Regions from separate parts of the Homo sapiens genome. Here region 2 is linked to region 1. A link is an interaction called in ENCODE POLR2A ChIA-PET data of the cell type or tissue named here. Cell type or tissue: CD4-positive, alpha-beta T cell. All regions are shown on one strand. Links, peaks and the distances in the headings refer to the core of each region. The heading gives the core; the rest is flanking DNA. Region 1 has its middle 17 kb from the start of TRIM8. Region 2 overlaps GBF1 (golgi brefeldin A resistant guanine nucleotide exchange factor 1).

Region 1 (2,907 bases), core at 125-2,624:
TCTGTCCCGAGGCTGGAATGCAGTGGCACGATCTCTGCTCAGTGCAACCTCCGCCTCCCAGTTTCAAGCGATTCCCCTGCCTCAGCCTTCCAAGTAGCTGGAATTACAGGCATGTGCCTTCACGCCCAGCTAAGTTTTTGTATTTTAGTAGAGACAGGGTTTCACCATGTTGGCCAAGATGGTCTCCATCTCCTGACCTCGTAATCCGCCTGCCTCAGCCTCCCAAAGTGCTGGGATTACAGGTGTGAACAACCGTGCCCGGCCCAGATAATTTTTTTTATTTTTAGTAGAGTTGGGCTTTCACCATGTTGGCCAGGCTGGTCTCGAACTCCTGACCTCAAGTGATCTGCTTGCCTTGGCCTCCCAAAGTGTTGGGATTACAGGCATGAGCCACCGCGCCCAGCCTAATATTTTAATTTTTTATAGAGACAGGATCTCCTTATACTGCCCATGCTGGTCTCATCAAGGGATCCTCCTGCTTCAGCCTCCCAAAGTGCTGGGATCACCTTAGAAGAGGGGCTGTAGTGTGGTGATGTCTGTCTGGGGATACCCAGGAATCACGACTCCAGCTCCTTCACCTCCCACACTTTCATAGGGTCAGCCCTGCTCCCATTTCTTAGTAGGCCAGAGTGGGAGGTTGGGGAAGGACATGCCTCTGATCCTCCCTCCAGGGCCTCCTCCCCCAGAATTTACAGGCTGCAGAGGTGGGGTAGGGAATCCCCCAGGCGGCTAGATGGGTCCTGGGTCCTGAAGTTGCGAATCGAATTGGTTCTCCCCCACCCTCGGATGGGAGAAGATGAGGGTGTCTTAGGAAGGCCATGGTGACAATGACAGGATCTGAGTGGGAGAGTGTTAGCAAGGCCTGTTAAGAACCCTGAGGTGAGGTCACAGCTTGGAGAGAGGGGCCCTGGGGTGCGGACTCAGTGGGTCAGGGCATCCACCCTCGTCTCCTGCCTCCCACCCCAGGGTGCCCTTTGAAGCTGGAGGGGGCTTTGAGCTGGGGTCTCCTGGCCAGATGCGCTGGGAGAAGGGGTGGAGCCGATCATCCCCTAGGCCTCGCCCTCTCCACCCCCACCCTTCAGACTCCCTTCTTGGCCCAAAGACCGTTTCCGGCAGTTGCAGGGGGCACCCATCACCCCCCAGGCTCCTGCCTTGCAGCTGTTCCCCAGCTGCCCTGCCCCACCCCAAAGACAGCTGGGAGCGAGGCCGAGGGAGGGGGCAGGAGCGGCCCAGCTGCTTGGCTCCGGGCTGGGATGGGGAGGGCGGCAACATGAAAGAGCTGGGGCCGGCAGGCAGCAGAGGAAACCACCCCCACCCACTCCCTCGCGGTGGCCTCGCTGCGGGCTCAGCACATCTGGGCCACAGGAGCTGTCGGCCCCAGTCTGTGGGGTAGGGAGACGTGGTCAGATCCCCAACCCTTCCCGGAAAGGGGAGGCGTGATGGCCTTTGGGGGAAGGCAGGAGGGGAGGGCTGGGCACTGGGGCACCTGTGGCTGCAGCCAGCCCTCCAAGGGGCCACCAGTTCAGGGCAGAGAAGGCCCCTCCGATGACTTCTGAATAAGCCTGTTCCCTGGGGCAGCCCCAGCTCTTTCTGGGCCTCCTCTGCCCCGACCCTTTTGGGAGCTGGGTGACAGCTGCTCCTACAAAGCCAGGGACAGCTGGGTGGCTGGGGACAGCTGGGTGGGTTAGCGTCTCCCTGCTTCCCTGGCTGCCTAGGGAACCCCCCCCAAGCCAACTCTGGGCAGCTGCTGCTTCACCTATAGATGTGTGCCTGAGCGTGTCATTGTCTGGAGTGGGCTTCAAAGCTGGGACATGGAGGGGCTCAAGCCCATCCCATTCCCACCAGAATGTCCCCTCCACATCTCAGTGGATTGACGCACCTGGGGAAAGGGCCTCTCCCCTCAGCCAAAACAAAACTAGGCCAAGTGGGAAAGAAATTAGGCAGCTTTTTATCTTGGCTCCCAACTCTTGGCACGGGGGATGTCTCAGGGCTCCTGAGAACTGGAGAAAGGGACAGTGAGACAGAAGCAGATTTGAGTGGAGTGAAGTGACTGTCCACCGGCACCTGCCCCCAGGCATCCTGCACCCTGGGCTGGAGGGGCACTGTGCTCCAGTCATTTCCCCACTCCCTTTAGCCCCAAACAGGTGCACGGGGAGGGAAGGGGTAGGCCAGCTGTTGTCATACTGCTCCTGGCTCCCTGCCACACTGGGGAGGGGAACAATGAAGCAAGGGTCCACCACCCCACCCGAGTCATCCTCTACTCCCTCAGGGCAGGAAGGCGGAGGCAGTTAGCAAGACCAAGGCTATGGTTTGGTCTGGCCAGCCCCAAAGTCTTTATTTTTCTTTTTTTTCTTTGAGACAGGATCTTGCTCTGTTGCCCAGGTTGGAGTGCAGTGGCAAGATCTCAGCTCACTGCAACCTCCACCTCCCAGCCTCAATCAAGCAATCCTCCCACTTCAGCCTCCAGAGTAGCTAGGACCACAGGCCCGTGGCACCACGCCTGGCTAATTTTTCGTTTTAGTAGAGATGGGGTTTCACCATGTGGCCCAGGCTGGTTTTGAACTCCTGAACTCAAGTGATCCATCCACCTTCAAACTGCTGGGATTCCAGGCATGAGCCAACGTGCTCGGCAAGCCTTTATTTTTCTGAGGGGAGGGGTGGCTAGGGGTCAGTGAGGCTTGGACCACTGGCATGGGACTTTTTTTTTTTTTTTTTGAGATGGAGTCTGGCTCTGTCACCCAGGCTGCAGTGCAGTGGCACGATCTCGGCTCACTGCAACCTCTGCCTCCCAGGTTCAAGCGATTCTCCTGCCTCAGCCTCCTGAGTAGCTGGGACTACAGGCGCCCACCACCATGCCGGCTAATTTTTGTATTTTTAATAGAGATGAAATTTCACCACGTTGACCAG
Region 2 (2,907 bases), core at 230-2,729, 320 kb after region 1:
GCAAGACCCTGTCTCAAAAAATAAAAACAAAATATCATTTTTTACTTACCAAGTTGGCACAAATAAAACTGATAATATTCAGTGCTGATGACAGGGTAAGGAAGTAGAAATTCTCAATCACTGCTGGTGGAAGTATAAATGATGTAACCTTTTGGGGAAGCAACCTGGTAATAGCTATAAAAATGCAATATGCACGTGGTCTTTAATCCAGAAATTCCAAGTTCAGAAATCTTTCATACAAGAGTAAAATTAGCAATAAGGGGCCGGGCATGGTGGCTCATGCCTATAATCCCAGCACTTTGGGAAGCCGAGGCGGGTGGATCACAAGGTCAGGAGTTTGAGACCAGCCTGGCCAATATGGTGAAACCCTGTCTCTACTAAAAATACAAAAATTAGCCGGGCGTGGTGGCACAAAATGGTGAAACCCCGTCTCTACTAAAAATAAAAATTAAAAAAATTATTAATAAGGACATGTGATCAAGGATGCTTATATTAGCATTATTTATGACTTCAATAGGAAACAATCTTAAATATTAAGAATGAGCACATGAATTGTGTTATATCTATATTACACTATGGAAATTATAGAGCTAGTAAAAAAAATCATACAAGGGGCTGAGGGGAGAGAGAAATGGGGAGTTATTGGTTAATGTTAACTCCCCATTATGTTAAGTTTCTATTTGGGGTAATAAAAATGTTTGGGAAATAGATGGTGGTGACGGCTGCACAACATTGTGAGTGTAATTAATGCCAATGAATTGTAAACTGAAACTGATGGAAATAGCAAGTTTTATATATATTTTCTACAATATAAAAGAATAAATCAGATGAATAGTTATATCATGTACATTTAAGTTAATACTATCTGCTTTTTTTTTTTTTTTTTTTTTTTTTTGAGACGGAGTCTTGCTCTGTCACCCAGGCTGGAGTGCAATGGTGTGATCTTGGCTCACTGTAACTTCCGCCTCCCGGGTTCAAGTGATTCTCCTGCCTCAGCCTCCTGAGTAGCTGGGATTACAGGCACGTACCACCCTGCCTGGCTAATTTTTGTATTTTTAGTAGAGATGGGGTTTCACCATGTTAGGCTGGTCTCAAACTCCTGACCTCATGATCCGTCCGCCTCGGCCTCAAAAAGTGCTGGGATTACAGGCATGAGCCACTGTGCCTGGTCAAGTTAATACCATTAAATGAAAAAAGAAAATATGTAGCACATAATCCTATTTTTATTTCATTTTATTCTATTCTTTTTTTTTTTTTTTTGAGACAGAGTCTCGCTCTGTTGCTCAGGTTAGAGTACAGTGGCGCGATCTCTGCTCTCTGCAAACTCCGCCTCCCGGGTTCAAGCGATTCACCTGCCTCAGCCTCCCCAGTAGCTGGGGTTACAGAAGCCCGCCACCACGCCTGGCTAATATTTGTATTTTTAGTAGATACGGGGTTTCACCATGTTGGCCAGGCTGGTCTCAAACTCCTGACCTCGTGATCCACCCGCCTTGGCCACCCAAAGTGCTAGGCTTACAGGCGTGAGCCACCGCACCCGGCCTTATTTCATTTTAAAAAGGAATGGTACTTCATTTATAAAGACATAGAAAAACATAAAGATTCAAACTAGGCTGTTCACACTATTTGCCTAAAGAAGGAGGAGGAACATTGAGAAAGTACAGGAAGGACAATTAACTTTTCTTTTGAACATCTCTATTGTCTGTCTTCTTATAATGTGCATGCATTATGTTTGAAAAAATAACTTTAAAAATAAACCTAACCAGGCCAGGCACAGTGGCTCACACCTGTAATCCCAGCACTTTGGGAGGCCAAGGCGGGCAGATCATGAGGTCAGGAGATCGAAACCATCCTGGCTAACATGGTGAAACCCCGTCTTTACTAAAAATACAAAAAATTAGCTGGGCGTGGTGGTGGGCGCCTGTAGTCCCAGCTCCTCGGGAGGCTGAGGCAGGAGACTGGCATGAACCCGGGAGGTGGAGCTTGCAGTGAGCCGAGATCACACCACTGCACTCCAGCCTGGGCGACAGAGTGAGACTCCATCTCTAACTAAACAAACAAACAAACAAACAAACAAACCTAACCAAACTTCCAAGAGTAAGGTACCATACCCTTAACTCTTTCCAAAGCATAGAGAAGCCAGAGTGCCAAGGAAAACTTCTTCTCTTGCCCTTCCCACCCTGTACAACGTGAGTCAGCTAGCATGATGAATAACCAACAACAATCCTATTTCTCTTCTACAAGAAAAGAGGTGACTGGAAAAAATTTCCCACTATCACCAGCTCATTGCCTAAGGCCTGGGCACCCCAGGAAAGGTGGGAAATGAAGTGCTGTGGTCATGCAACAAAGCCTGAGCTCTTACCTATGAGTGCATAGGACAGGAACTTGTTGACAGAGGTGAGTGCCAGTCCAGTGATAGGGCCAGTGGTATCTTCAGAGCGAATCACTTCCAGAAAAGGTCGAAGGAATACATTGGGCTCAATTTCTGAGAGTTCTGCAAGAAAATACACAGAAATGAAGAGGTATCATCTAAGAGAAAACTAAACCCTGGAAAAAGTTTCTTGTTTGTGCCATGAGGCTAGAGGTCTTTGTTGTTGGGTCAATCTTCTTCCCTCTGGATTACCTTGAATCAAATCCCAGACACTGTATCATTTTATCTGTAAAATTTTCAGCATGTAGATCTAAAAGATTAGGAATCTTAAAAAAAGAACAAAAACACAATATTATCTTTTTTTTTTTTTTTTTGTCAGACAGAGTCCTGCTTTGGAGTGCAGTGGCATGATCTCAGCTCACTGCAAACCTCCACCTCCAGGGCTCAAGCCCCTCAGCCTCCTCAGTAGCTGGGACTATAGGCGTCTGTCACCATGCCCGGCTAATTTTGTATTTTTAGTAGAGATGGGGTTACACCAT

The links. ChIA-PET counts read pairs that join two places held together with the same protein. Peaks named below come from ENCODE experiments on the same cell type or tissue, not always from the same donor. Only the 100,000 strongest peaks of a DNase experiment are listed, where the experiment ranks them.
Region 2: POLR2A ChIA-PET joins it to region 1 with 5 read pairs; 2 of 35 experiments call an interaction of 5 or more read pairs at or near these places.

The regions. Positions count from the first base shown.
Region 1 is chr10:102,659,699-102,662,605 of GRCh38, reverse strand. No RefSeq gene overlaps it. Among named protein-coding and RNA genes, the nearest start is that of TRIM8, 17 kb to the right of the region's middle. RefSeq lists a silencer at 1,279-1,338. In CD4-positive, alpha-beta T cell, for the core only: no CTCF peak of the experiment used is centred there; a DNase peak (open chromatin) is centred at 1,305; H3K4me3 peaks cover 1,142 bases; H3K27ac peaks cover 1,972 bases.
Region 2 is chr10:102,343,635-102,346,541 of GRCh38, reverse strand. It overlaps GBF1 (golgi brefeldin A resistant guanine nucleotide exchange factor 1), which reads right to left. Exons shown (of 40, transcript NM_001377137.1): 4 at 2,360-2,491. Among named protein-coding and RNA genes, the nearest start is that of NFKB2, 51 kb to the left of the region's middle. In CD4-positive, alpha-beta T cell, for the core only: no CTCF peak of the experiment used is centred there; no DNase peak of the experiment used is centred there.